Regions from separate parts of the Homo sapiens genome. Here region 2 is linked to region 1. A link is an interaction called in ENCODE POLR2A ChIA-PET data of the cell type or tissue named here. Cell type or tissue: OCI-LY7. All regions are shown on one strand. Links, peaks and the distances in the headings refer to the core of each region. The heading gives the core; the rest is flanking DNA. Region 1 overlaps FOXP1 (forkhead box P1). Region 2 overlaps FOXP1 (forkhead box P1).

What was found. Peaks named below come from ENCODE experiments on the same cell type or tissue, not always from the same donor. Only the 100,000 strongest peaks of a DNase experiment are listed, where the experiment ranks them.
Region 2: POLR2A ChIA-PET joins it to region 1 with 5 read pairs; 3 of 35 experiments call an interaction of 5 or more read pairs at or near these places.

Annotation. Positions count from the first base shown.
Region 1 is chr3:71,555,685-71,571,832 of GRCh38, forward strand. The region is part of intron 2 of FOXP1 (forkhead box P1); the gene reads right to left. Among named protein-coding and RNA genes, the nearest start is that of FOXP1, 20 kb to the right of the region's middle. In OCI-LY7, for the core only: no CTCF peak of the experiment used is centred there; DNase peaks (open chromatin) are centred at 7,620, 8,357, 8,907 and 9,847; H3K4me3 peaks cover 2,979 bases; H3K27ac peaks cover 3,592 bases.
Region 2 is chr3:71,127,389-71,143,536 of GRCh38, forward strand. The region is part of intron 6 of FOXP1 (forkhead box P1); the gene reads right to left. Among named protein-coding and RNA genes, the nearest start is that of FOXP1-AS1, 150 kb to the right of the region's middle. RefSeq lists an enhancer at 2,337-3,079. In OCI-LY7, for the core only: no CTCF peak of the experiment used is centred there; no DNase peak of the experiment used is centred there; H3K4me3 peaks cover 2,011 bases; H3K27ac peaks cover 2,550 bases.

The DNA of each region.
Region 1 (16,148 bases), core at 6,176-10,175:
TAATCAACACTTAATATTGCTTCTCAGTGAAACCGAAAAAAGTGCATGGAAATAAGCCCTACATTAAAATTTAGCGTATACTACAGCTTTTAAAATCCATTATAGAGAAGTATTATTTAATAATTCTAGAACTGCGATTTTTTAATAATCAAATCAAACTCTTACCTCATACCATACACTGAAATACAATTAAGATAGAGTTAAATACTAAAAAAGGAAAAAGAAAAAAGAGGAGGAAGAGAAAGAAGAGGAGGAGGAAGAGAAGGAAGAAAAGGAAAAAAAATTAAACAATTATAAGAAAATAAATGGGATGGGTAGAAAAATCTGTCTTACAGAATGTTATAAGGCATAAATGAAAGGAAGGAAAACATAAAAATTGGGGTAATTTTCCGCAAACACACTATATATGTAATATGTATTAAAGTCTATAACGTAAAAAGACTTCTAATAAATCAAACATCACATATAAAAACCCTGTATATAATACAAATAGGTAAATCACAAAAGCACTGCAAATGGCCAGAAACCAAAGGGTGTGAAAAGGACAATTTCATTAGTTATTAAAGAAAGCACATTTCCAGAATTCTATACCATCTTTCACCTTGAAAACTGTCAAAAATAAAAAGCTCACGCCTGTAATCCCAGCACTTTGGGAGGCCGACGTGAGCAGATCACGAGGTCAGGAGATCGAGACCATCCTGGCTAACATGGTGAAACTCTGTCTCTACTAAAAACACAAAAAATTAGCCGGGCGTGGTGGCAGGTGCCTGTAGTTCCAGCTACTCGGGAGGCTGAGGCAGGAGAATCGCTTGAACTCGGGAGGTGGAGGTTGCAGTGAGCCGAGATTGTGCCACTGCACTCCAGGCTGGGCGACAGAGCGAGACTCCGTCTCAAAAAAAAAAAAAAAAAAAAAAAAAAATCTAGAAAGGTTAGTTTACTCAATGTTGGCCAAACTGCAATGAAGTGGAAACTGCCATAGTCTTTTTTTTTTTTAAGGTTTTATTGTAACTCTTCTTACTAGCATTCCCCAAACCATAACAAATAGGTGACATAGTCAAGAGAATATCAATGTTCACCACCCTTTGACCTAGTAAATTCACTTACAAAATTTATCCTAAGAAAATCATCAGAGATGCTAATAAATGTATGTACTACAATGTTCACTGCAATATTATTTATTTCAGCAAAAGACTGGAAACAATGTAAACATCCAACAGAAAGAGAAAGATTAAAATCATGGTCCACTGTAGATTGACTGGAAGTGCAGCAATCTTTAAAAATCATGCTTACAGAGAATATTCAATGACTAAAAAAAAAGTGTTCATGATATAATGTTAAGTGAAAATGAGCAGGAAACAAAACTGTTTAAGATCATTTGTAGGGGTTTGTTCATAAAAACATTTTAAATTAGATTGAAATACACAAAAATGTCAATAGCTGTTTTCTTATGGCAGAGAGACATACTAGGAATTTTACAGCATCAAAATTCTAAAAGTTGGGTATATCATACAGGTATCTTTCTGAACTGGGAAATGACTAGCTTGCTACACGGATGAGAGAAGAAAAATATTGAAATGAGTAAGATATATGTTTGGATGAAAATGATTAAATGTTGGCATTATCTCCATATTATCTTCCACAGCTCAAATGGTCAATTTATATCTTTCTCTGAAAAAAAAATCCTGCTTATTTAAAAAAAGTAAAAAAAAAAAAAAAATCCATTGTGTACCCCAGCTATGGCACACAGCACAAAATACTGACCACCCTGAGAAAATGTCCTCCAAAACTCCTTCACCTCATGGTGGTCAACCCAAGCCAAGAACTACGAAAAAGAAAAGGTGCCCTTCTGTGTGTCTGCTTCTGCAGTGAGACACAAGAGGAAGGCAGCTCTGAGGCCTGGCAGTCACATTCAACTGTCTGTCCCACCTTCACGGAAGAGTGAGGTGAGGTAATAGAAAGACTGCCAGTCCTGCCTCCGACTTTCTGCTCTTCAAGTACTTTATTCAAACGATGAAAGGGAAGAATGACCAAGATGCTGCATTCTACCTTACATGCCACATTAGGAGAGAATGGCTTTGCCCATGCTTCCCCACCCACAGGGCCTCCCTGCAAACCTGTATTTTTTATTTTTGTTTGTTTATTTATTTTTTGAAACTGAGTCTGACTCTGTTGCCCAGGCTGGAGTACAGTGGTGTGGTCTCAGCTCACTGCAACCTCTGCCTCCCAGGTTCACGTGATTCTCCTGCCTCAGCCTCCTAAGTAGCTGGAATTATAGGCATGAGCCACCACATCTGGCTGATTTTTGTATTTTTAGTAGAGACGGGGTTTCACTATGTCGGCCGGGCTGGTGACCCGCCCACCTAGGCCTCCCAAAGTGCTGGGATTACAGGCGTGAGCCACCACACCCAGCAAACCTGTATTTCTTTAAGACAGTGTATGCACAGCCTCCTCAGAGAATCTTCCTTCCCTCCCCATGACTGATGTTGGCCTCTCATCATTCTTTTCCATATGTGGGCACTGCCAGCTGAACTGCCAGCCTCCCTTCCTATCTTCCTCCTTCTGAAGGAAACCTTCCTCTGACTCGGACGTGCCCCTTCCCTAACAGGGGCCATTAACCTCAGGGAAAGCTGGCTCTACCCACCCCCAGAGGTGGACCAGACTGGCTGTCGTGACTGGTTAAGCCAATCAGGGAATGACTTCTATCTACTCACAGGAATAAGCAATTCGGGCTAAGATGGCAGAAAGTTTTCTAGGAGGCTGATGAGGAAGGAAGATTCTCGTTCTTTTTCTTGTTTTTGTTTTTTGTTTTTTTGGATTTTTTTTTTTTTTGAGATGGAGTCTCACTCTGTCGCCATGCTGGAGTGCAGTAGGGTGATCTCAGCTCACTGCAACCTCCGCCTCCGGGATTCAAGCGATTCTCCTGCCTCAGCCTCACAAGTAGCTGGGACCACAGGCATGGGCCACCACGCCCAGCTAATTTTTGTATTTTTAGTAGAGACGGGGTTTCACTATGTTGGCCAGGATGATCTCCACCTCTTGACCTCATGATCCGCCCGCCTCGGCCTCCCAAAATGCTGGGAATCATAGGCATGAGCCACCACACCCAGCCGATTCTCACTTTTTTTTTTTTTTTTTTGAGGCAGAGTCTCGCTCTTTCGCCCAGGCTGGAGTGCACTGGTGCGATCTTGGCTCACTGCAACCTCTGCCTCCCGGGTTCAAGCAATTCTCCTGCCTCAGCCTCCCAAGTAGCTGGAACTACAGGTGCCTGCCACCACACCCAGCTAAATTTTTTTGTATTTTTAGTAGAGACGGGGTTTCACCGTGTTAGCCAGGATGGTCTCAATCTCCTGACCTTGTGATCCGCCCGCCTTGGCCTCACAAAGTGCCATTCTCACTCTTAAGAGATGGCAACTGGACCAGCCAGCTTCTCTCTTCCTCTGGCTGTTAATGGCAGGCAGAAATTGCTGCAGCCATTTTGCCTCCAGTGCAATGACAGGAATCACTGAGAACTCAATCACCAGATTTGGCTATGCCCCAGGGCTACCCCCACTCTGAACTGCCAGTGAAATGAACTAAGGCATTCGCTTACTATTTAAGCCTGTTTGGTAAGAATTTCTGTAACATGGGAATGAAAACTGATAGAATGGACAACTGCTATTTTTACCAGACAAACATAGTTTCTTATTCTTCTATAAACAGAACCTTCATTTTCTCTTTGGGAATCACCCCTCACCCATTCTCAGTTCCTGCAGTCTAGATAAAAGTGATCTCCCCTCACCCGCTAATCTAACTCCAGGGTAGGCAATAAAGCAAGAATGGCCAACCAGAGCACTGGCTCTAACTGGTTGGAAGGCTGTTACGTTACCTACTGGACCAGGGCTGGGGATGGTGGCTCATACTTGTAATCCCAACACTTTGGGAGGCTGAAGCAGGGACAGATCACTTGAGCCTAGAAGTCTGAGACCAACCTGGGCAAAACTGTGAAATCTCATCTTTATAAAAACTTAAAAAAATTAGCTGGGCATGGTGGCACGTGCCTGTAGTCCCAGCTACTCAGAGGGCTGAGGTGGGAGGATCACTTGAGCCTGGGAGGTCAAGGCTGCAGTGAGCCGTGATTGCATCACTGCATTCCAGCCTGGGTGACAGAAGGAAACCTTGTCTGGGGGCTGCTGGGGGTTGCGGGGGGGACCTACTAGGCCAATGACAGACCTACATAAGCCAGCTAGAACTATGGGGAAGGAAAAACTTCTATTCTGCTGGAAATGCTTACATGGCAGAACATAAACCTAGATCTGCTAGTAGCCATCTTCCTACAAAGAGAAATGAGAGAGCTAAGAATGAAGGAGACAATGAGAAAGCAAGACAAGAGATGGAAAGAGGCAGCCACCCCCTGACAACACTGTTTTAGCACCTGGCTCCATCTGTACCTGAAGCTAATCACCACCATACTTTTCAGTTACGTGAGTCACTAAATTATCTTCTGTTTCTTCAAGAAGAAAAAATAACGGTGCTCCATAATGTTTTCGCATCATTATTGTCACCACCACTGTGTAATGTGACTACGATTGACTCTTCCACAGACAGTGAACTCCTGCAATAAAGATTATGTTATCATCCTCACATCTTCCAGGCCTAGAAAGAACCTGGCTCACACAACCAGGTATGGCACTGGAAGCAAGTCATTAATACCTTACCAAGCTCAGTTTCCTAATTTCAAAAACAAAAGTAGTGAGGATGTGGAGACACTGGAACCCTTATATACTGCTCATGGGAATATAAAATAGTTCAGCCACTTTGGGAAACTGTTTGGCAGTTCCTCTAAAGGTTAAACATAGAAGGTAGCATATGGCCCAGTCACTCCACTTCTAGGTACGTACCAAAGAAAACTGAAAACATACGAAAACACAAAAATATGTATATAAATGTTCAGAGTAGTATTAACCAAAACAGCCAAAAGTGGAAATAAGCCAAGTGTCCACCAACAGATGAATGGATAAACAAAATGTGGTATATCTATACAATGAAATATTATTCAGCCATAAAAAGAATGAAGTACTGATTCGTGTTACAACATAGGTAATCCTTGAAAATATCCTGACTGAAAGCAGACAGACACAAAAGGCCACAGAGAGTTTCATTCCATTCATATGAAACATCCAGAATAGGCAAACCTATAGAAACAGAAAGTCGATTAGTGGTTGCCTGGAGCTGAGGGAGTTGGAAGGAAATGGGGTGGAGAGAGGATGAGTGCTAAAGGTAATCATCAGCTAAAGGGTTTCTTCTGTGGGACATAAAAATGTTCTAAAATTGACTGTGATGATGTTATACAACTATGTGAATATACTAAAAACCACTGTTGAATTGTGTACTTTTTTGTTTGTTTGTCTTCTGAGACAGAGTGTCACTCTGTCACCCAGGCTGGATTGTAGTGGCACGATCTCGGCTCACTGCAACCTCCGACTCCCAGGTTCAAGTGATTCTGGTGCCTCAGCCTCCTGAGTAGCTGGGATTACAGGCATGCACCACCACGCCCGGCTCATTTTGTATTTTTAGTAGAGACGGGATTTCACCTTGTTGGCCAGGCTGGTCTCGAACTCCTGACCTCAGGTGATCTGCCCACCAAAGTGCTAGGATTATAGGCGTGAACTACCACACCCAGCCTGAACTGTATACTTAAAATTGGTGAGTTTATGTATATGAATTCTATCTCAATAAAGCTGGCCAAAAAAAAAAAAAAAAAAAGCCAGCTGGACCAGACTATGGCCAAGGTCCCTAGTCACCACGACCCGTTGTGATTACAGTATTTTAGATGAAATAGGAAAAGATCGAACTATGTGACTGAGTAAGCTCTTAACCTCTCTGGAACTCAGTTTTCTCATCTATAAAATGGAGATGCAAGTCTCTTCCCTGTAAGGTTGCTGTCAGGATAGAATGAATTACACATATAAAACATTACAACAGCGCTGGCACTCACTAAGCATTTTGAATGCCGTGGTGGTTGCAGAGCTGGCATTTGCTGACTAGTCCCTTATATATGATCCTAGACAGAATCACTGCAAATCAAATTCTATCCCATGAAAATCATCATCGAGCACCAGTATATTTCTTTGCACAGTATTTTCATTCACTATTCCACTAACTTAGGAAATTCCAAAGATGCATTCCCACCTTCAGTTTCTTTTTTTCTTTCTCTTGGGGGATATGGAAAGAAAGAAAGAAAATGCAAGTAAGTATAGCAAACAGCAAGTAAACATTTTTCATCTTCTACTTGCAAAGCCAAGGGCTGATTCTAGACCACTACAAAGTACTTCCATATGTCTCCATCCTAGACAAAAAGGAAAAAGGGCCAAGCATGGAGGCCTGATGATAGGAGTTTGGGTTTAAAACCAAGACTCTCCAACCAAGTCTCAGTCTTGGGCTTCTATCCTCCGAGCTGTCAAGAAATGGAGGGATATGAAAGAACTCTACATGAGTCCTCCCAATGGTTGTTTCTGCCTGGACAGGGAGCAATGATAATCACTGTGGGCATAATAAGGGCAACCACAGTAGTGCCTATGATTTATTGAGGGCTCCTTATGTTCTAGGCCTTCTGCCCTGTTCCAAGTAAATTACATACATTAACTTACCTAATCTTCACCACCAGCCTTACGCAGCAGGTGCTATCATACCATTTTGTGGGTAAGAAAACTGAAGCACAGAAATGTTAATAGCTTGTCTAAGGGTCATGCGGCTTGTCAGTGGCCAGGCTGGGGATGTGAACCAGACTCTGGCTCAGTATCTACTGAACTATGTGTTGGGCTGGATTCTTGACTAGGCACAATGAACTACTGCCTTTAACCAACAGAGTCATAAGCGCTAATATTATTGACCTTTCACTGAGGGCTTAGGATATGACAGACACTGGGCATCATGTGAATTATCCTTACAACAACCCAGACAGGTACCTATTATCAACAACAAAATCATTTTACAGAAGAGTAAACTGAGGCTAAGAAATTGACCCAAGGTCACCCAAATACTAAGGGACCACACTGAGGCTCAGTTCTATTTTGTCTGCTTCAGAGATGATACATGTCAGGAATAGAATAATTTGGTTTTTCTATTAGTGGAACTGGATCTTTCTTGGGTCTTACTCAAATAAGAAGTTGAGCAAAGACTTCTGGGCCCAACAGATACATAATCTGGACTTCCTGGGCCCATTCCTTTGTCTCTATTTTATTTGGTATTCCCTCCCACTCATGCAATCGCTCCCTGTTCTCATCCCTTCCTTTAAGAGCAATGGGAAGAGAAGCATTGTGCCCCTAGCAAGTGCCCTTCCAGGAAAATACAGAATGTGAGCCTGCTGAGGTTGGAGAGATGAATGAGGAGCCAGGCTGGCCATGCAAGGCAAAGTGGGAGCAAACTGCAGAGGGGTGTGTGTATGTGTATGTGTGTGACTGTGGCCAGGGAGTGGCTGGGGAGGAGCAAGCTGAAGGAAAAGGAACAACATCCTGGCTCAGTGGAGCCCTAGGGGAGAGATGCAAAAGCTCTGGCTACTCTATGGGGTGCAGTAGGTTGTTTCAGATGCTTTCTTACTAAAAGCAAGACATAGATGGGCATCTTGTACATATGACCCACTTCTGAGTTTAACAAAAAAGGGCACATGGAGAGGCCCCCTAGGATGGCAGACCAAGCTGGGCAAATTTTATTCAACTCAATGCATGTCTAAGGGCTCAGTGCATGCAAAGATCGGCAACTGGCTGAGAACAGAGTCACCTTACCTACCGCAAAGGCAAAGCAACTGTGGGTTCTCTCTAAATCCTTCAGGACAAAGAACCAAAGTAAGTCTTAAGGACAATGCTTTATTTAGATATAACCACCGGGCTGTGAGAATATTTAAACATTTGGAAAACTTTGTATTGTAGCCATGAAAATGTGGTATTCTAGTCTTGGGTCTTCAATATGTAAATTTTTCTACATTTCAGAATATGAGGATATATGTAACACAGTCTCAAACCCAGAGGAGACTTTGTAACTCTATAAACAGGGTGTGAATTCACTTATTAAAGATATTTTCCTTGCACCCAAGGTGGAACGTCAAAGACAATGTGACCAAATGACAACTGCAATCCTGTGCCACTCGACAAGTAAAACCGTGTTTTCAACACTGTCTCAAAAAATGAGGGCTTTCCTCTCTCTCACCTTTCCTAAGGAGCTGGGCAAGCTGGTGCCAAACTGCCGTATGACTTCATCTCTGAAATCTGAATGGCACGTGTGAATACCCACAGTATGCCAGATTATCAGTAAGGTGATAATGCTTGTATATTATACCTGCTTGGCACCATTTGAATGAGGTTCCCTCAGGCCACTTAAGGTTTCACTTCCTGTTACTTGCACCTGCACTAATTTCAGAAGCAAATAAAAAACCCAGCAAAACCGTATTTTAGGACCTTATTCAAAAGCAAACAGACAAAAACCAAAGCAAGTCAACACAAACCCCAAAACACAGCAATAAGGTAATTAACCTGATGTTCCAAAGCTCATGCCACATATACAAGGTAGGCTTCCTTCAGTTTTTTCGTAATCTTTGCAAAGTTCTCATCCGTTATCTGCCTTGGCTATTTAATGTGACTTTTAACCAATAACGATACAATAGTAATAATCAGAAAAGCTAACATATATAAAGCTCCTGTATTTGCCAGGCACCCTGTGTCACATTCCACATGGATTATCTCATTTAATCCACCGAACAAATTGATGAGGTAAGTTCTTTATTCTGTCCTTTTAAACCCACACAAACATACACACACATTTATGGAAGATCAAGGTAAATCAGAAAGGTTAATAAGCTTTGAGTCACCCAACAAGTGTTAAAAGTCTCTGGTTGGCCGACCTTGAGTCGCTGCCCGTAACTACCACGTTGCAGTGTGACTGACACACATGACCACATTGGATGAGGATTTGGTTACACCCTTGGCCAGTGATGCAGGCTGAGATTAGCAACACTCTTTATCCCTGGAGTTAAATGTCAATTACAGAGTTTTCTTAAAAATTATTTGTAAGTGGGAATTTATATTTCAGTGGACGGGCAGACAATCATTTTGGGGAAGTTATTTCCATAACATTTTTGGAGGATGGAAATTGAAAAGAGAAAGAAAATAAATCAAATCATTACAGGCAGTGGCTCAGGCCTGTAATCTCAGCACTTTGGGAGGCTGAGGTGGGTGGATCACCTGAGGTCAGGAGTTCAAGACCAGCCAGGCCAACATGCTGAAATTCCGTCTCTATTAAAAATACAAAAATTAGCAGGGCGTGGTGGTACACGCCTGTAGTCTCAGAGGCAGGAGAATCTCTTGAACCCGGGAGGCGAGGTTGCAGGGAGCCGAGATCGCACCACTGCACTCCAGCCTGGGCGACAGAGCAAGACTTTGTCTCAAAGAAAAAAGAAAAATGAAAGAAGTCAAATCATCCACTGAGGAGTTAGGGGCTATACAGATACCAATGTCTTCTGTCAATTTGTCCATAGTGGAGTGTTAGGGGTTAAAAAAAGGATGAGAAATGATGGCTTCACGGGCTTCAGACTACCAGACCACATTAACCCACGGGCAGGCCTTCTATAGGGATACCAGGCACACTGCAGCAGGAAGGCAACATTCCTTATTGGTACCTTTGAAACAGTACTTTATTGTTAGGATATTTTATTTTGGTTGTTACCAATTCGTTGTGTAAAACTCGTTGGGTAAGAGAGAGTCTCTGCTAAATACACATATTTGGTGGCAGTGATGGGGGGGGAGCTAAACAGACTCTTAATAAGAAATTCAAATCAAGAATTACTCAAGACGACACCTGCCTTCTGGCCTAATGGAAAAATCAATCTGTCAGGTCTTAATTAAGTGCTCAGGCTAGAAAGAAAAAGCGGCAGCTTATACTTGGTATAGTACCTAGTATATTTTCGGTAGTCAAAATGTAACTAAAAGCCGTATTTGTTGCAGAAATGGTAACTATGCATAAAGATGGCCCATTTGATCCTGGGCGGCCATCTATTTAGTAAATAAAAGGTTGAAGCAGATGAATCTCATAAGCTTGTTGACAAAGATCTCTACGCATAATGATGTTGGGTTTGGATGTTTAAATGATGTTTGTATTAGAATGCCCAACTGAGGATGTCCAAAAATAAGGTAGGGGGTAACGCTGGGTGATCACAGAGCAATACTTTCTGCCCCAGAAGTCATTTGGGGTCGATAAAGGAGTACATGAGAGAAGAGGTGAACAAATGAGATATAAATAAATCAACGAGTGAATCAGTCAATAAATGAACACAGATCCATGTGTTACTTCCACAATGGCCAAGGAAACAACCAATTCTCCACTCTATTGTGTATAATCTCCCAAAAGCGCACAGGTATATGAACATCCACATCTCTCACTGACCACCATGACAGCAGTTAAAGATTCTGCCCGAGCCGCTCCTCATGCACTCAGCACAGATGTGGCTGAATGTGCGTCTCACGGGGGTTATGATCACGGTAGGGAGTGACAGTTGGCAAATGTGAGGTCCCTCTTCCCAACCTGCAAAGCAGCACAGCCAGTTTATTCTCCAACTGCCCTGACAGAGGTGGGGAAATAGAGACATTGAAAACGGTGAGTGGATTACAAGTTAATAACTGGTTTGCAAATGGTGAGCTGTCCTGAGCCACATTCTCGTTCCCCAAGGAACTCAACACCAGACACCTTGCCAGGGAAAAATAATACAGACAGACTACGTAAACACATTCAAATCCCAAACCTGACTATAAAACCCTTGTGTAGTCTAATGTTTGACCCAACTAAAGTATCATTTCCAGTCCCTGTAGTGTGAAAATTAAGGTTGTTGTGAAAAGGCAATCCAACGGGCAATTTGGAAAATAGATAGGAATGCTCTGACGTTCAAAATCTATGACTGTGAGGGAGAGAAGCCCAACAGGGGATCACGCATTTTTCCTTCCTTCAACTTATTTTTCCTTCCTTTCCTTATTATGTACCAGACCCATGGGTGGGGAAGTCAATGCTGTTCTCTGGAAAAAAAGCACTGTGCCCTCCATTGATTTTGAAAGAGCACCCTCCTGAAGGCGCTGGGCTGACACCAGTGCCCACCTGCTCTGCTCATCTTCAGCTTCAAAAGGCCACAGGGACATGAGAAGTGTCTCCTTGAGCCTGGGCCCTGGGTGCTCCTAATAATCTCATCACACCCCATCCCCTGAAACACACACACACCCATCTTCTCCCTGGGCTCTCAGAATCAGTCTCTCCCTCACCTCACAAAGCACTCCCTCCCAACATTCACAGCCCCCACAAAACTGCTGCATACCATTGTGTCAGGAGGAGCTATTGTGCTGGAATGATGAGGATAGGAAAAAAGAGGCTGATGGCCCAAACAATGTGGGCAAAGTGGGAACAAAGCAAAAAAGCACAGGAGATAAGATTTTTAAACTTCCCCATTTCCATCATCAAACATTCTAAAGAAAAATGAGAAAGTGGACGGTCAATACATTGTTTCCATAAAACACAACTTCAGGTAACAGAAACAATTCTCATTATTAATAAACAGCCAAGAATCAAGTGTTTACCATGAGCCAACACTGTTAGGGGCTTTGCACACATTTGCTCATTTATGTCTCCCATCAATCCTAACATCAGGTTCCATCACTGCCACCGAGATAAACCGAAACGCAGAGACTCCGTCATTTGCTCAGGATGCCAAAGCTACTAAGTGGCAGATAATCAGTGCATATTAAAGGAGAGAATTCAAGCTACTTAGTCTAAGGTGAAACATTCCAGAATGATCTAATTATCTTAAGATTCTAAAATGTGGTACTACCAAAAAATCCACTCTTGGCTTCAAACCAGTTGGACTTATACCCTTAGGGAAGCTGTTAGCTTTATTAGTGAGGGAGCCCCAACTGTCCAATGCAGTGGTACCGCACGTCCATAAAATGACTTTTGCATTCTGTAAGCCTTGGGTCAACCACATCTCTACTTGATGGGGCTCGATTAGCTTGCAATTCCTGAAAGCAGTGAAACAAATAGTGCACTTCCGGAAAGAATCTCCTTATTTAACAACTAACACTTTGGGATAAAAGAAAGAAAAGAGTGGACGTTCTTTCCTGAGGCTGCCTTCAGGTTGTAGGCCCTGCAGGCCTCTTCCAGAATGAAGCAGGTCACAATGAAGGGCAGGTGACAATGAAGAAGGGCAGGGAAGGTGACTGAGATGGAAGATACAGTCAAAATGGTAAAATCCTGGGAGAAGGGCTATAGAAGAAAAGAAAGAAAATGAAAGAAAGGAAGGGAGGAAGGGAGGAAGGGAGGAAGGAAGGAAGGAAGGAAAGGAGGGAAGGGGAGGGGAGGGGAGGGGAGGGGAAGAGGGGGGGAGGAGAGGGGAGGGGAAATTAAAAAAAGAAAGAAAAGGAAGGGAAGGGGAGGGAAGGAAAGAAACTCGAGCAGGATTCGCCTCCCTCATGGGACCTTGCAGAAGGCCTGCAGAGAATACCCAGTCCTGGAAATGGCTAAGATGTTGTACTCAATGCATATCTAGGAGAAGGTATGTGCTTCCTGAGGAATTTGAACCCAATTTGATTCAGCAATAGAGTACACTTAGATGGATGAGTGCAAGCTGTACAGGAGGGCCTCAGGCTGCTATGCCTGTCCCAACCTGGTCCTCCTGTTCTACAGAGGAAGAACCCTTGGTGCAGAGAAACAAAGCCCTTCAAGACAGTTTCTGAATCTCAGGCAGAGCTGGTTTCATGGACATGTGACCTGTGCAGTCCCACAGGGCCCCACATACAGAAAAGCCCCAAGCTCAGAAGAGCCCCACCCTTGGTTTAATGCTCTGCCATCACCTTCTTGAAATACTTACTACTTTTTAAATAGGGACCCCAAATTTTAATTTTTCAATGGGCCAGCAGATTATACAGCTGGTCTTCTGCTTTTTGTTTGTTCCCTGAATTTTTTTTCTTTTTTTTTTTCTGAGACAGTCTCACTCTGTCACCCAGGCTGGAGTGAAGTGGCGTGATCTCAGCTCACTGCAACCTCTGCCTCCCCGGTTCAAGCAATTCTCCTGCCTCAGCCTCCCAAGTAGCTGGGATTACAGGCATGAGCCACCACGCCCGGCTAATTTTTGTATTTTTAGTAGAGACGAGTTTTCACCATGTTGGCCAGGCTGATCTTGAACTCCTGACCTCAGGTGATCCACCCGCCTTGGCCTGCCAAAGTGCTAGGATTACAGGCGTGAGCCACTGTGCCCAGCCTGTTCTCTGAATTTTCAAATGCCTCATAAGACTTGGATTTTTATACCACATTTTTACAGACAACTTGTTTCATGGGCTATTTACACTCTATGAGACCTGGTTGTCCTAGATTCTCAAAAATTTTTATTTAATGCAGAGAACAGCATTTTTTTCACTTCATCCCTAATACATGCTCCAAGCTGCAAACCAAAATGTGTTAAGTATGACTGTCAGAGCTCAAGAAAAAGCAAGACACAGATGTCACTAATGGGCAGAATAGGGGTATGAAGGGACAGGATACATTTTCTACCTCAAGGAGCTGAGAGTCTGAACTACTTATGAAAGAGCAGTTCCGTTTACCAAATATGCACATGTGTACACAAGTGCATGCAGACGTACAGCACACATATCCACAGAAAACACTTGCAACTCCACAGGCCCATTACGGCCTTATTCCCATCTCATGTAATGTAAATTACAAATGCAGAGACCATTTGGTCCTTATAGTGCTGCCCTCAAAGAAAGAAGGAAAACCAAATATAAATGCATACAATGGAAGAGCAAGTACTTATTAAGAATCATATAGAAGACAGTTGTATTATACTGGAAAATACTCTGCTACAGAGTGAAAGAACAGCATGTAACAAAACAGTATAAGGAACATCATCTATATATTTTATATTTTTAAATATGAGTAGTATATTCATATATATACATATACACACATACACATAGAGAGAGAGAAAGACACATATGTGCCAACGTAGGTATCTACATTCACAAGTGTATGTAAATACAGTTATGGATATCATTACGATCCTAATGGCTATGTGACTCAGTGAAAATCAGTCTCCACTTTCTTTTTTTTTTTTTTTGAGACGGAGTCTCGCTCTGTCGCCCAGGCTGGAGTCCAGTGGCGCGATCTCAGCTCACTGCAAGCTCTGCCTCCTGGGTTCAGGCCATTCTCCTGCCTCAGCCTCCCGAGTAGCTGGGACTACAGGCGCCAGCCACCACGCCCGGCTAATTTTTTAAAGACAGGGTTTCACTGTATTAGCCAGGATAGGATGGTCTGGATCTCCTGACCTCGTGATCCACCCGCCTCGGCCTCAGTCTCCACTTTCAACCCCATTCTCTTCATGGACAAAGGCGTGGCTCAGCTCTGACTGTACCTTAGGTCTTCTGGAGCTCTGACAAGTCCCTACCTGAGGGGTCAGGGCACTCCCAGTAATACTGGGACTCCAAGTCTCAAAAGCAAAGTGGCCCCCACTGCCTCCTCATTATGACAGGAAGCTTTAGTGCTCACTTGGCCTGGGTAAAGAAACACTTTGTTTCTTGTTTTCTACTTTTCTTTTTTTTTTTTTAAAGATATGGCTATGGATAATGGTCGTAGATATCTTACAATCTAGGATTATTTTGAAAACTTTTTTCTGAGTTATTCATTGTAAGACTCTCCCCAATCCAAGGGTGAAGGATACTTGGACACAACACAATGCCAGTTCAAGTTCAAGGGAAGTGTTCCATCCTCTTTCAGCCTCCACTCAGCTCCCTGACACACGGTGCATGGTCCAGCTCCCTGGGATTTTCCCATTCGGAAAGGGAAGCCGTTTGTCGAGCCAGCCTCTGTGACCACTCATGATCTGAATTACCCACAGGTGTTCGAAAATACAGAGGGATCCAGCATAATTAAGAGCATTAAGCAATCATCTCAGCCCAAGGAGGCAGTTGAAGAAAAGAACAGAGTTTGGGCAACACTTGGGGAAATAAATTCCACAGCCTTTCACCAAGTTGAAATCTTGGCTTTGGACACACATAAAAATGAGCCTGGCCCAATCTTAGCTCTCAGTGGACATCTGCCATATCACAAGATTTGACCCAATTGGCCTGCCTTACCATAGAGAAGGCCACTGCTGGAGCAGCAGATGGTACTGCTGGTAAGAGCCAACGTGGACGGACAGGGCTGTGGCAGGGAAATGGCAGAGCACAGCTGGCCCCAGCCTGGGTAGGAGGCTTTGCTTTGAAGAGAATCATTTTTGTGATGCATTTTTTTAAAATAACATCGATCTGATTTCCTTCTCTCGTAGACTTCAATCACTTTTCATGTCCTACAGAACATTGCTAATTATTCTTTTATTTTCTCTCTTGTCACCAGGTACTGTCATACAGTAGTAAAACAAGTGCTAAACTCTATCCACAGAGAAATGTCTGTTACAGAGAATTGTGTTAGAAACGCTTTGTTGACAAGGAAGGTAGAATCAGTGTTTTCCCTTAAGGTTTTAGTAACCCAGGAAAAGATTCTAAGTTACAAGTATTACTTCTCTTTAAGTAAACCATTACTAAGTATGATCTTATTTGATATGAAAAACTCAATTAAAAAAAATTAAAACTGCTGTCTAATGGGTGATACCGACTTTAATAGCCCCTGGTTAATGCAGACTAGTCATTTAAAAAGAGCATTATCCAAACATTGCCCCTTTGTTATCATTTTCCCCATTCTTCAGGGAAACACTATCTACCTTTATACTCATTTTGTTTAACATCTCTAGTCATTTATGCTATTTACTGAGTATCTGATATTCTTAATAAAATGTCAGTACAAATAAGCAAGTTGTCTAGGAGGAAAAAAAATTAAGTTTTTCCAATCTTCCCTGGCTGGTCAAGGTAAACATTTCTAGATGGCCCAAGTCAGTTAGCCAGGCTGACAAAAATGCCTTTTCTCTTTCCTCTTAAATTACAAAAGATGATCATTTTACTCAGCAATGAGCCTGACTAAAATGAAACTCTGTACATCAGAATTAAATATGTTCTATCCACTCGAAATGAACAGTGTATTATTTATCACTAATACTTAATGACAAAAAAACTGATAACTTTCCCCGATTATACCACTGATTTCATCTAGTCTCGCAT
Region 2 (16,148 bases), core at 5,445-9,444, 430 kb before region 1:
ATATTGAGTTAAAGAGAAACAAAACAAAAATCAGAAGTTTCAGCCCATGCTGTATCTTTAAAAAAAATACATCCTTTGACCCTAAATAGATTAAAATAAAGAACGATTAGTCTTCACCACCTCCTCCCTCCCCCAACCATCAACATCATGCACTAGCTATATTTTCCAGGCCAGTTTCTTCATGGTAAAACACTTTCTCATGAGACTGCCTGTGGTCAGGGCTGACTATGTCACAGGAAAAAATGCTTCTCATGATCTCTAGATCACAGCGCTTCCAGGTCTAGCCTGAGCATTAAATACAGACACACCCGGAAATTGTAAATGATTTTAACAACAGGACATTTTCCCACCTCAAAACTGGGATAATCTTTGCAGCCTACCTATGTCCCTGGGGTGTTCTGAGTATTAACAAGTTAGCATTAGTCAGGCACTTTGATTTCTACAGACAAAGGGCTCCGTATAAATACAAAGTATGATTATCCAACCCAACTGCCTTTTGGAGAGAGGCGGAAAGGCCACTGCTTCCATCCTTGTCTTCTCAAGGGCAAAGCAACCTCCTAGTTATCTGCAGGGCAATACTCATGAAAGTTGCACTGTATCTGAGCCTCTGCTGCACCGTTCCCTTATATAGTCAAGGAAGAGGGAATCCCTTCTGTGTGCATATTTTCAATTCACATTCCAAAACAGTATAGGCAATGAAACAGATTTTCAGTTGTGATTTATAGGTCTTGATACGACTGGGCCAGGCACTGTGCTAGAATCACGCACATCACTTCTTCAGGATGTGGAGAAGTAAGGAAGCCCCTACAGAAAATCATGTTCCGGTATTTAAAGAATGTGCCAGTATGCGCACATATATCAGTGAATGCCTACATATTAAGAATGATTTCACAAAGCCATGCAAACCCCACTTGAGAACTAAAAAAAAAAAAAACGCAAATTTTAAATCTAAATTTAATATAGATTTGAGCCTTTCCCTTGGCCTCTGGAGGAATCAATTTGAGATAATGACAGCCTTGAAGATAATGAAATGGGTTACATAATATTAAAGACTAGAAGGTATTTCTGAGGGACACAGACATATAAGTAGACTCTCTGTATTACAGCACCTGCCTAACATCTTTAAAGAGAGGGGCAAAATGTTGGCCTCTGATAAATTACGTTGTACCCTAGCCACAGACACTATGGTATACTTTCCTTTAGTTGAGCTATTCATGTTTAGCTTTAAACATCAGAATATAGCCTTCGACAAAACGGTAAGAGTCACTGGTTTGTCCAATGGTATTATTATTTAAAACACACACACATACACCACACAGTCGAACTACTGAGGCAGACATTCCTAAGTGAACTGTCTAGAAAAAGCTAAATTAATGAACCAAGTAATCCTGGGAAATCCTGTCCCATAAAACCATTAGTTGCAATAGGCTAATTCTCAATAAAAAGCCTGGCAAATTCTCAGAAGGCAAAAAGCCTCCTGAGCCTTAAGGGTTAACTCACTTGCCTTAAAAAAAAAAAGACACATATAATTTCCTTTTATCATAAGACAATGCATTTATTATTTTCTGTATATCTGTTAAAGGGCATGGCTTTCGGAGTGGAAAACAAAACAGAACTTGGTCACATGTTTATTTGCTTCAGCTACTCCCTTCCCCTTCTGATAAATAATCAAACATGCCATCCAGAAAAAACAAAACGAGCGAGCTGGGAAATTTGATGGTCATCAAATAGACTAAGATACCAAGAAAAGCAGCCCACTGTTCCCACACTGAGTTTTCGGCCCCCACACCTACACTAACATCTGAGTAAATACCTTCAGTCACTCTTTCCATTTTCCCTGCAATTACTCCTACTGTTAAACAAATTGTCCTTAAGGCAGTCGCAAACATCTTATTTTTTCTTGCAAAAGAGAACAACTTCTGAACATTCAAAAAAGCCACCATAGCGATAGCAATACACACACATGCACACACACATACATACAATTATTTTATGTATCTAAATGTTTCTTCTATGAGAGGTTTGGACAACCCCAGAGCATATTTCTTTCTCTATTCTAATAGATGCTGTTTTAGATACTAAAATTTAAAAATATTTAGACTGCGGACTAGCAAACGAGGTTCACAGTAATAACAATTCTCTTAAGATCAAAAGAGCTTATTTTCCATTTCCTGTCTATTCCCTGACCACCATATAGTTAAAAAAGAAATATTAACACCTGGCTTACCAATTAAACTGAAGTTGGGGGTCAGGGAAGGGGGGTGTGGAGGGAGGGGAGAGAGGCAAAAGGAGTGACTACAGACAGGAAAAGGTGGAACCTTTTTCAAAAATGTCAAATCATGTGTTTAAAAAGTCATTTCAACAGAAAGGACTAAGAGAGCCGTTAGATTGCTCTTCTACTCAGAGCCAGGAGGCAGCCCAAGTCCAAGGGCTTTTCCTGCTATACTGATTATCCACAAGGAAAATTTTGAAAAGAGCCTTCCAACATCAAAGTTAACAACCATCACGGAAAGTGAGGCAGGCTTTCCCTTTCCCTCTGCAGCCCACTCCGTTGAAACAATAGGAATATGAATGAGATAATGACCGTGCGTGTTTCAGCAGTCTGACTTTTATTGGCATGAAATTGGTACAAATATTACCAAGACCGATTCACAAATGATGACGGTGTCGTGATGCAAACATCAGGGGACAATTCTGTAGATGCAGAATTACAAAGGCACCATCCCCACATTCTCTTACTACTTGTGATAACAGGAAGAAAAAGAAGGCAACACGAAACAATGTCACAGTAAGCAGAGAGAGGTTCCAATCTACGTTTAGCCTATAAAACTATCCTGACACCACCCGGCTGCTTACTTAGCTGATTATATCCAAAGACATATTTGAAAACAAGAGTGAATTAAACAAGGAGTTAGAAGGAAACGGTCCTCTCAAATCTCTAAAAAGAAAAAAGCCTCTGATGGAGAGAGGAGGGAAGGGGGAGGAAAAAAAGCAGTAAACAAGTTGGATCACCTTATTTCGCCCTTCAGAGAATGTCTGCACAAGAACGGATCCCTAGTTTAAAAGTTTAACCCAGCAAAAAAATGTTTCTTTTTCTCTGGACACTTACAGAGAAAATGAAGAGTTTGGCGAAGGGAGCCCGTACTGTCTGCCTTTGGATTTCCGTCTTCTTGCTGTAGATGGGTTCTGGCTGTTTCTGCGAAGCGGGGGTTGCCGAGTGGTAAAAAAGATGTTTGAATAAACAGGAAGTACTGTGCGGCTGAAGCACACTCGAAGAGAAAACACACTGGAACATTGCCCTTTGTAGGCAACCTCAGGGAGGTTTGCCTCCACAGTAGCTGGCTGGGCTCTCACTAAATGACAAAGAAACCACAAGAATTCCTCAAGTAATTCTTCACTTTCAAAGTTGAAAGATCAGTTGGAGCTTGCAGGTAATTTTCAAAGTTGCATTTAGCACTTAAAGAAATCTATTAATGCCACACATATCTAAACCGCTCCAGGTCTGCAAGCAGCGACACAGCACACGCAGTGCGCCCTGGCTAGACCAAGCCCTAGCCAAACACAGCTCATTCACGCAGACAAATACACACCAACAGGGTTTCGGGAAACCTGCTCTTGAGATATTTTTGTGGTGACATTTACATAGGCAGGATGCTTTAAAAGAAAAAAAAAAGAAGAAGAAGAAAATTCAGATTTTGCAGACTTTAGAGGATTTTGTCACATGTATTTTTAAAGAACACATCGTCCCGTATTCCAGGGATATGCCCTGGATCTGGCTTTGACTGGCTGTCCTTTACATTTTCTTTCTCCACCATCAACCAAACTACCTGTTTATCTCCAGATGCCTAGCTTGCCTAATGGAACACTCCTTAACCCGCCCCAAAATGATTGTCACAGTCCTGTCTTCCGTCACCGGAGTAATTCAGCAAATACTGTGAAGAAAAGTAAACTGCTGAAGGCACAGCAAGTCAGCTTGAAAAACAGGAGGAAGAGTTGAACAGCCATATTCAATAACAAAAAAAAAAAAAAAAAAAGGAGGAAGAAAAGGATTCCTTCTGAAAATGTATTGCTCTTGTGGCAATGTTCTTCTGCCACAGAAGCTACTGATTTGTTATTTAGCATGGAATGCTGGACTGTCTGTCATCCAGGTGCTAATACTCGGCTAAAATAACTCATTGGGAGCTGTCAGTGGGATGTTTACATAGGCCCCAATCTTTTCTTCATAGAAGGAAATTTTTTACTGGAATTCATCTTCTTTTGATCTCACATTCAAAGCAACGGCAGCTTGATAGACATTCAAGTCTGAAAGCAAATCCAGACGCTGAAGATAAACCGCCAGAAAATGACAGGCAGAAGCATCTAAAGCTTATAAAAATGAAGAGAACAGCATGTCGCCTGAGTATTACAATAGCAGAAATCAAGAGACATATTAGGTGGAACTGATCAGCCACAAAAACAGTTCAAAAGGCAGATCATAGAAACAGAAGACTAGGCTGGGGGAAAAAATGGGAAAGATCTGGTTTACTGCCTCATCTCCCTTCTGAGTCTCACAGTGCTTCCACGCCTGCCTTCTCCACTTTGGGGAGGGGTGGAGTATCCAATGCAAATGTTCCTCTCTAACTCAGCTGGTCCAGTTAGAGACCAGGAAATGATTTCCTAGCAATCCCTTTTCAAGGGGCAGGAGAAAAAGGCAGACTCTTACCTTGCTCAGTGTCCAAAATCCTGCATTTTATTAGCATCCCCTGCAGCTGCTCTGCGTTGCAGTATCAAAAGGCACACAGCCTGGGCGCCATGAAAGTGGGCGGTCAGGAAAACCATCTCTCAACAGAAGAGCTATAAGTAGTTCGAGATGGGGCTAGAGAGCTCTAAGCAGTCCAGTTCCCTAAAATGGCTAGTTATGGAATGAACACAAATGTTCCAGCCTCAGTCACACAAATAGATGTGTTCTGTCCTACAGATATGTAACTGCTTAACACCTAGTAGCTTTTAAGCCAACTAGGGCAGTTCTGTAAAGGAATTATCACAACTTTCTCAGAGACATGCAATTAAAAAAAATAAAGCCTCTTATTTTCAATAAAGTCAGTGCATACAATCAAATAGTAATTCTCCCAACAATTTTGTTCTTAAAGCTGTTTGTTAACAAACACTGAATGTGAACAGGCAGCATCAGGTTAAAGGGCAACAGAATTCCACATTATAATTTAGCCTGCGGTTATTCCTGATTGCAAGCACCCTCTGGGACTGCAAAGCAAGATCTTCTTTTGCAGCACGCTTGGATTTTTAAAATTAGTGCCCCTCTTTTTTTGCATAATAAACCAACATTAAAATATGGATTAAAAAATGTACAAACCAATTTTTAAAAGCTGTAATCAGTTTAGCATTTGCCTTGTGCAAACGAGTCCTGGGTAACTAAGTTACAAATGCAAAAAACAACACAAACAAACAAAGCCAAAGCCCTACTGGATCCTAAGAGTGTTTTTTCAAGACACCTCTGCCATGCCTATATAGCTATCAGATGTGCTAAAGTCGATGATTTTCCTTTGAACTGTACTAGTTCAATCTGTGAAAGTCGCCACAGTTGTTCTCTAACCATAAAAAAAAAAAAGCAAGCAAACATAGTTGCTTTCAACACTTACTCCAAACATCTCCCAACTAAATATTCCATGTTGTTGCAATTGTTAGATTTACAAAAAACACAGAAAGGTTTGCCGTGAAAAGCGAAATGCAAATTCCCTTATACATTATAAAATATGTTCTTCCTCTACAAAGAATGCTGCCACCACTGCTGTGATGCAAGCAGCAGCAACAGTCCATTTCTCATGGCCATTAGAAGTCTTTTTTAAAAAATCTGACACGTATAAAGACCTTCATTAGTATAATTAAATGACTGTTGGGTTTTTGTGATATAAACAACTTTTGATATGTCATTTAAAAACCTCATAATAACATCATTAAAGGGCCACCATTTTTAAAAGAGAAATTGTCTGCTCAGGGCCATGGAATAGTCGTCTCGCTCTGGGCCTCTTCCTCCTCTCCCTTTCAGACTTCTCCTGGACTTGAATGTCACCATAGACCTTGAATCCTTGAATGTGAAATGGCTTCACGCTAATTGCTGTAATTGCTTGAAGATGTGCAGGCAGGTGAAACCTGATCCCCGTGGCCATTGTAGAGACCAAGAACAACACGGAATGTTTACACAGTGGTTTGATTTTAATAGACAGAAGGGCTGAGTTTAAGACAGCAAAAACACAGCTAATAGGTGACCTCTTAATGTAGTCCTCCTCTAAATAAAAAAAAAAAGGACACACAACAAAATACAATTTCATGTTCTAAAAGGCAACATCCTAAATACCAAGGTTATTTGCTTGACTCTTGGAGTTGAGTACACGTTACATTGCACCTGACATTTTATACCCGAAAGTCTACCCCGAATATGTGTGTGTGTGATGTTTTTTTTTCACTTTAAAACAAAAAAACACTTTATATGTCAGTCACCTCACAAACAGATTATGACTCTATAGTATTTCCTAGTAAGTGCATTCATTTAAATTTTAAATTGAATATTTTTCACAGCTGTAATACTCCTTGTCCCTTAAACGGGAAGGCTTGGGTGTCTCCTTGTTTATTCCTTTGCCTATTCTGTCCCCACCCCCATTTATGGAATTCTTGACCCTTGTCCATTTCTTGATTGCAGCTGAAGTTGAGCCCAAACCCGCTCACACTGGTGCTTCAGACATTTGTCTAAAGGCTTTCAGTATCTTGTTTCTTTGTTGCTGTGTGGGACTGTGGTCTGCTTCTACCTAGACAGACTAAGGTGGCCGTTAGAGCAGCCAAAATAATTATTCAAAAACGGTGGCTATTCTCCTTGATATTTTTACAATTTCGAATGGACACCAAGGTTTAATGATGGCTCCCCAGGGCCCTCTCTTAACAGGGCACAAATGTAACCAAGGCTGGACAAGAAATACATGATAGCAAGGCCAAGAGAAAAATACAGCAGCACCTCCAAGGTATCATTAACAAAAGGAAACCCACAAAGATTAGGGGAAGTGTTAGATAGGTATTGAGATAGGTAGGTAGGTAGATAGACAGATAGCTCAAGGATCCAAATGTATAGGAGCATTTCATATATAGCCAAGGAAATACTGCCAAACAGAAAATGAAAATGAAACATATACTACAGTAGGAAAAAATACAGCGAAACAATGGAATTATTTTAAGGTTAAGCTGGGCAATTAAAGCCAAAGATACACCTTGTAAATGAGAACAGAGAAGCACGAAATAGCCCATACAGCTGGGAGTATTGTCTAACTGCTGCTCTGCCAAGTTATGCTGTATATTAACTTCTGATGATGAAATACAAAATGCAGCAGAAAGGGGGGAAAAGCCCTCTTAAAGCTATGAAAACTTTAACTATATAAGCTAAGTAATAAATATAGGCACTTCTTTTCCTGGACTATTTGTACCCCCCAACACTGAAAGACAAAATAATGAAACAAAAATAACTGCATAGAACTTCCCTTTGAATCACAGCCACCTCACATACATTTCTAGACAATCCTACCTTCTTCTAAAAGTTATAATCCCCGGCCAGGCACGGTGGCTCACGCCTGTAATCCCAGCACTTTGGGAGGCCGAGGTGGGCGGATCACGAGGTCAAAAGAGATCGAGACCATCCTGGCCAACACGGTGAAACCCCATCTCTACCAAAAATACAAAAATTAGCTGGGCGCGGTGATGCGTGCCTGTTGTCCCAGCTGCTCGGGAGGCTAAGGCAGGAGAATTGCTTGAACCCAGGAGGTGGAGGTTGCAGTGAGCCAAGATCGCACCACTGCACTTCAGCCCGGCAACAGTGAGCCTCCGTCTCAAAAAAAAAAAAAAAAAAAAAAAGTTATAATCCCCTATTAAGAAGAAATGTCCTTCCCTCTGAAAAAGGAGGGGGGACCAAAAGGAGGGGAGACCAATATCCATTTGTACATGTAAAGATTAAGTATAAACCAGTCCAAGCCAGTGAGAGGAACACAGAGGAAAAAAGTAAACAGGCCCCTACCCCCTACTCCCAAAATAGTTCCCCTTTGAAAGTTCTAAGCGGTGAGTGCCTGGTACCGAGGGCTGCCCTGTTCCTTGGAGGGGTCAGCAAAGCTATGCTAAACTGACAGGTTCAGTTTACAGCAGGCCAGAACTTTGTTTGGATATACTGGCCTTGTTCACCGCCAGCTTAACAACAGATGGCTAGAAAACTTTCATTATGTTGCACAGGACTGAACTGCAAACAACCCAGAAAACTGTGAAAAGTTTAACTCCCTCTGAACCAATGTGCCAAACCAGGGCCTGCCCAGAGCCAGTGAACCAGCTTAAGGCCAAGGGGACTGTGGAAGTGATGGTTAAAATAACACTGCCCAAGTCAAGTCAAAGCACCTTTCCAGGCTCCAAAACGGCAGCGACCCACCCAAATCTTTATTTAACTCTTCAAGGGCCAGGCCATATAAGGAGTTGCATCGACTATGCCTTCTTTACTTTTCCAAAATGTACTGTCAGACTTTCCCTCCCTTTGGAGAAAGAAAATCTTCCTTCAGACAGTTCCCAATCCCCAAGCTCCCGTTCTGCCTTTCCTTCTCCTGGAAGTTGGGAGCGCAGGACCAAATTGTCTCACCCTAACACCCAGAGTTAAATATGATTTATCTAAATCTGTTTATAATTTAAATATTCATTAAGTAGATTCAATCACATGAACCCTAATATCTCCTAATGCTCTGAGACAGGTTATAAATGCACCTTTGAAGGTTTAATTCAATTGGCAATCTGAGAAGTCTTATCACTGGAAATGTGTTATTTTCATATTATTCAAGAAATGAACAAATGTGTTTTCCACAAATGTATTTTAGAAGCTACCCTTTCCTGTTATTGAAAGAAAATTGTGTTTATTACTCCTTTAGCATAGTGTAAACTCATAAACGTCAACAGAGAGTACAAGGAAAACTGTCAACTAAATATTGTTTCCTTCATGAGCTGTTCTTCCAAGTCAATTACGCCTTTCAACTTCTGGGGCATTGTATGATAAACTGGCAGTAAAAATCATTCACATTAATATACCATGGTGCCTTGCCTGCAAAAGGTAATTAAAGAAGTAAATGACTCATAAGAATAGACATATTAGCTGCAAAATGAAAGGCAACTGAGCTGCCACATAAAAATATGTACCATTAAGATACTGCATTTTCATATTCCTGTAATCAGCTTCAGTAGACTAATGCTTATTTAATCCAGTTCTGTGCTAAGTCCATCAACAACTGTTTTTTGCTGTTTTCTCCTTGACTGAACATTATGAGAGCAGGTTTAGAATAAACACTGCAGTGAGATTTTTGCATACGCAATTGAAGAACAGGTTTTTACATTTTAAAATCTATTTTTCTTTCTCTGAGAAATACAACAAAAAAAAAAGATTACTGGTGGAAAAAAGTATATATGTACATGGCTATCTAGACATGTCCCTTTAAATGGCAGAACATTTCAGTGAAATATTTGTTTCCATATTCACTATTTCTGACCTGTACCACTATCAGCATAAGGATGTCATGCCTCCACTTGCCAGATCTCAGCTTCCTTTATGAAGCACTCCCTTTTGTTAATAATGTCTTCCATTAGCATTAGCAGGATGAGGGCAATTTATCCTTTGGCAGGGATGGAAAGAGAAGGCAAGATATGAGGAGGGGGTTAGTGTAGTGGGTGGTGGGAGAGTATCTCAGACACGCCTAGCGGCCTCTGAGTTCTTTTCCTTCCAGGGTGTTAGCTACCTGACTGGATAAACCTTCTCAAAGAGAAGTGAATTGACCCTCAAAATAACTGCTCTATTTTCCAATCTCTGGCTTTCAAACTGACACTTTGCTCTCTTCTCCATATCCCTTTATATTTCAGCACATCCTTGCCAGCCCAGCCAAGGCACAGCAAAACATCCTCGCCAGCCCAGCCAAGGCACAGCAAAACATCCTCCATACGGTCTGAGATTTTTCACTTCACTTGCTCACTTCTCTGCTGCGGGAAGCTTAATCTTAACCAGTGAGATGGGTCCACCATTTGTACTATTAATATTTTGGGGAACATTAGATGCATGAGGTTTCCTGGAGGCTGGAGAAATGCCTGTTCTGATTGTGGAAATCAGGGCTCTTTGTTGATAACTGATGCAGCCTAAAGCTTTTGTGGCTCCAGTTTGGGAGTTTTAGCTTTCAAAGCTCATGCAGCTCCTCCGATGTCCAATGCCAGCAGTGAAAATCAGCCTAAGGTATCTGGTCTTCTATCATGTTTGTCAACAATTCGCCCACCTTCAATAACATCCGAATGCATCTGGATGGTGCCCACTAACCTACCAAAAAATCCAAAAGATAATTCTATTTATTTATTTATTTATTATTATTTTTTTTTTTTGGTGCAAGACCATGGGCTTTCAATAAAGGTAAAGTTCTAGATTTCTATACAAGTTGTGCCTTCTCCCCTTCCCTCCTCCTGTGAATACAGAAATCTCTTTGACTTTAAAACTGATGAGCACCCACCAGCCAGGCCCTCAAGGACAGTGCAGGATGTGAGAACGGCCTTACAAGGACCCTCCAAGATATATTTATCTTTTCACAGTTCTTGGAACTGTGGAGAGCCTCTCAGATTTAGGCTGGATCTCTCCTTGTAATGTATTATTGCCTGAGTGTTTGAGCAGACACCACAAGGAACCACAACTAATGAGCTCTAGTCCTTTTTCTAATTAAGGAACAAAGGTTCCTGTGTGCGCAGAATGGTGACGCTGTCTGGAGAACACACGTGGAGGAAGAAGCGAATGCTTCTAATTGCCTCAAAATGGGATTTTTAATATTTAGGAACGTAATGGGATCGGGAAATAAGAACACTTCCAACATCCTTTATAAATAAGCCTTTACAAAATATTGTTAGCTGTTAATAATACATCATTATCAAAAATGGAAAGTCATGAATACAGTGCATGTAACCTTTGTATTCACGTGAATTAACCTATATGTACGAATACAATGATACATGAATTAGTTTTTAAAAATACATTAAAAAAAATAAAAGGCCCTCCTCTGAAAAAGAAAGGCGAGAAGGCAGCTCCTCTGAGCCTGATATTCCTCAGACCTTAGCAGATTAGGATTCAAACATGTAATTAAGAAAGATAACCCCAGTTTTTATAGTAATTAGGGGCTGTGGGAAATAGGATACTATCTCTCAAAAGTGATACAAATATACCACACTTCTAAATAACCTGCAATGCTTGGAAAGTATACTCACTACCAAGGGCAAAGCTGCTATGCAGTGAGGGAACAGTAAATGACAGACTGGCGTTCAAGTCCATTAGCTGCTATGTGATAGGAGCACATTCACTGGCACGCGACCTGTGAAAAATCTTAGATCTCTTTAAATCTTTGAATTGGATTACTGCATTAATTCTTAAGAACTGCAATCCTTCAACCAAGTCAAATTACCCTCATTAACAGTGGAAAAACTGCCTCTGCAATAAGTTAAAAAAAAAAAAGATATTTATTACCTATAATCACTTACACATACTTCACCTAGAAATATGATGAACGGATGCCAACAACTCTGAAAACGGCATCCTGGTTTCGCATGTTAATTTGGGTTAAAATAAAAATACAAATGCAAGTATCTGCATGCTATTTAAAATTTGTTTCACATCTACAGGAAATTTTCTTTTATGATTACAATCCTGAGATAAGTAAATAGCTCCATTTTACAGGAGGGGAAATTGGGGCATACATAGAGATACGGAGCCAGTTGTCTAAGCTTTCCCGGGCTAATTGGGGTAACGCAGAATCTCCTGGTCCTCTGTTCTGGGCTCACACTGTCTGAATTAAATCAGAAATTCAGACTCATAATGGCACTGTAATACAATGCACTGACTTCTCTAAATCAAACTCAGTGAATTAAAAGGGAGGCAAAATAAATGAGAAGATAGGAATGCAGCTTTAGGTATAGAAATGATAACCACAGTAAATACTACAACAGAAGCTGCCTCAATTCTTCCATCACCACATTTGCTATTAGTGTTTAACCTGCCTTGAACATTCATTGAATGTAGAGTGATTAAAAAAAAAAAAAGAAACGTTAATTGATCTACTCTGCCCTTGTTACTCCCTAAAATAGTCTCATCTGAAATGTGATGACAGCTTGACCGACTTTGAACAACTTTGGATACTTTATGGGAAATGAACTCTTTCAAGCCCCACTGACTTCTGTTCCTCGGCTCTATGGATGTCACTGCTTTGGTTCTATTACTTCCCAGCACAAGCCAGGGCAGGAGAGTCCTCATCCCAAGGAAGCCAACCAAGTGGAGACAGGGCTGGGCACAGGCAAGCCAGTCTGCATTTACTGAAACAGACTCTTTCGCTATTATGTGTTAAGGAATGGGAAAAGGTGAACAGGTAGAAGTTGCTTTCCGGACTGGATATGAATCAATACTTCTAGGCAGCCACAATAAAATGCTAACTGGAGTTCATAATAAAACCCAGGGGCACTACAAGGTTCCTAAGTGCCTCTGAATTTAAAAAAAGACAAATTGTGTTCACGGTGGTTGTATGCAGAACGTGTTTATTTCAGTCTAAAGATTTTAAACAAAGTAGTCCTCACTTAATATATGATAATAAAAATCTGTTACATAGAATATCTTCTCCATTGATCCTAAAATCTACTGTAACTTTTTTTAAGGTTGAGTACTCCTTATCCAAAATGATTGGGATCAATGATTTCAGATTTTTTAGGATCTTGGAATATCTGCATACACATGGTAAGATATCTTAGAGATGGGACCCAAGTCTCAGCATGACATCCATTTATGTTTCATATACACCTTATACACAAAGCCTGAAGACAATCTGATACAAGACTTTTGATAATTTGGGGCAAGAAACAAAGATTTGATCGCATTTATGACTGAGACCCATCACATGAGGTCAGGTGTGGAATTTTTCGCTTGTGGTATCATGGTGGCACTCAAGAAGTCTCAGATTTTGAAGTACTTCTGGTTTTGGATTTTCCTGTTAGGGATTTCAACCTGCAACTTCCAAAAGCTCTGTTGTTAAGATGAGCATTTCAATTCCACACCAGATTTGCAGTCATAGTTAAAATAATATAGTCTAATAATTGTGAAAACAGCATTTATCAATCTCACTTTATGTCAGGCATTTGTATTCGCTATCCTTCCAATGACTTTTCAAGGTGGGAATTATCATGCCTATTTTACAGGGAAGGAAAACAAAGCTCAGAGTGGTTGACTATCTTGCCCAATGTCACACAGCTTCTAAGTAGGTATCCAAATACTGTGACTGTCTGGAGGTGAAGCTTAAGGGAAAATCAGAGAGAGGAACTTTTCGAAAGAGGACTTTGAGAAAGGAGAGGCATCTGTCTTGGGATGTTAAAAAAATGTGTCAAGAAGCCAGGCATGGGGCAACCGTAGTCCTAGCTATTCAGGAGGCCAAGGTGGGAGGATCTCTTGAGCTCAGAAGTTTGAGGCCAGCACAGGCAACATAGTAAGACTTGGTCTCCAAGAAAAAAAAAAAAAATTGCCAAGAAACTGTGATCCAGGCTGGGCGTGGTGGTTCATGCCTGTAATCCCAGCACTCTGGGAGGCCAAGGTGGGTGGATCACGAGGTCAAGAGATAGAGACCATCCTGGCTAACTCGATGAAACCCCATCTTTACTAAAATTACAAAAAATTAGCCAGGCGTGGTGGCAGGCGCCTGTAGTTCCAGCTACTAGGGAGGCTGAGGCAGGACAATCAGTTGAACCCGGAAGGTGGAGGTTGCAGTGAGCCAAGATGGCACCACCGCATTCCAGCCTGGTGACAGAGCAAGACTCTGTCTCAAAAAAAAAAAAAAAAAAAAGAAACTGTGATCCAAACATCAGACTGTCCATGACTTGAAAAACTCATCACACGCCTCCTTTCCAGTGACACTGCATGTTTTCAAGGACGACACAAAAATCATTCTTCTTTGGCTCTACCATTTGTAGAGTCCCCTCCCCCACTTTTAAGAGCTTTGTGACTGTCAATCAGGTGCTTTTCAAACAATAAACGCTTAAGCAGTGACCTCATGATTAACTCGGTTTCACTACTCAGGCAACCTTTCAAAACAAATGTTAAAGTTAACCGTTCTACAGGCACCAGAACATTAGCTTCTATTTACACACCAATTAAACACATAATTTTTGGTGACTACTTTGTACTAAGCACAGTCTAGGCACTGGGCCTAGGAGGGAGAACAAGACAGACCTGGCCCTTCCCTTTCTGATACTACAGTCTAGCAGGAGATAGAGTAAGACATCAGCAATCAACAAATCCAGAAATAATTAGAGCCACTGTGAAGGAAGCCTCAGCCTTCATTAAAAAAAAGAAAAACTTAACTTCTCATTTTTAACCTACTCTAGATAAGTCCATCAAGGAATTCATCCACGAAGAGGTGACATTTAATTGGAAACCCACAAGTAAAGAAGAAATCAAATAGCCAAGGAGCAGAAAGAAGGTTCAAGAAGATGGAGCACAGAGGCTGAAAAGAAAGCATGAAACAGTGCTTAAGAAATTAACTTATTGAATCGTTAGTGAAACAGAATTGTGTTGTTCAACTAATCCTATGTCTACTTCATTCTTCTTCAACCCTTTTAAGGTAAACAGAAGTACACAGATTACAAATATGCTTTCAATCAAATGACTTAATAAATACAAAATGTGTCATGTTGACAAACAAAAAAAAAAACCTGTAAAAACATTAAGGAATTGATATAATTACCACAGAAAACAAATACCTTGGAGGTGGCCCTTGGTCCTGTCAATGTGTACCATTTTTAAGGTTGTAATGTCATGTGGTTGGCAGAATTCTCAGGTGACCCTTACATTCCTATGCCTGGTATAACACACCCCTTCCCAGAGAGTCAATCGTGCACTAATCCAGGTGCTATGTGAAGGGGTTTTGTGGATGTAATTAAGGTCCCAAATCAGCTGACTTGAAGAAAGGGAGATTATCTGAGTGGGCCTGATGGAATCACATGAACCCTTTCAATTGGAGTTTAGAGCCCAGAGATAGAGGAAGTCAGATTCTGAAGCACAAGAAAGACTGATGTGCCCCTACTGGCTTCACGATGGAAGAGACCATATGGCAAGAAATGTGGGTAGACTCTAGATGCTGAGAGCAGCTGCAGGCTGACAGCCAGCAAGGAAGCAGGGACCTCAGTCCTACAGCCAGAAGGAAATGGATTCTACCAACATCCTGGATGAGCTTAGGAGCAGATTCTTTCCCGGAGCCTCTTGACGAGGAATCAGTGCAGCTTCCACTTGCCTCCCTATTCTCTGAGGAGAGACTCCATTAACAGTGCACCTGGGCTTCTGACCTACAGAACTATGAGCTAATTTGTGGCAATTTGTTATGCAACAACAAAAAACTAACACACGCAGAAAAAGAGATGAAATCACACTGCTTGCATCTAAAGTTTATAAAAGAGTTTCTCTTAATGAGTAAGAACTCAGATGGGAGGGAGGTGGGAAGAGAGATAAGGGGGCAGGAAAGAAAGGGCAGGGCAGGGCAGGGCAGGGCAGGGCTTGCATACTGGTCCCACAAGGAACGACATGGTGACCCAGGGGAGCAATCGCTTCTCCTCTCTGGGCCTCACTTTCCTCATCTGCAAAAAGTTGGCAATAACAATGGGTGGTGGTGAGGGACGTCTTGGGAAAACACTAAGTGAAAACAGTTTGAAAGTTGAAAAGCACAATCCAAGTTATTTTATATTCTTTCCTGGACCATTTTCATTTTTAGCTTCCTTTTCTAATTATTTTGATTACTTATTCTAATAATGATCAGGACACAAATACGGAATTGTCCTTGGCTAGAAAAGAGAAGAAGCATTTTAAGCTATTGTGGATCTTCTTGGCAGACCATGCAAGGGATGTGGGGATACCTCCCTGGGAAAAAGTGAAAGGAGGTCAGCATGAGGTCCCTGGTGAGGAAAACCCTGTCTCTCATCTTCCTTCCCCTCTTTGTTGCACAGTCTTCTGGAAGATGAAGCCAGAGGCCTGCATTTGAATCCTAGCTTCACTCCTGACCTTAGGCAGTGATCGAACCACACTGCACCACAGTTTCCTCATA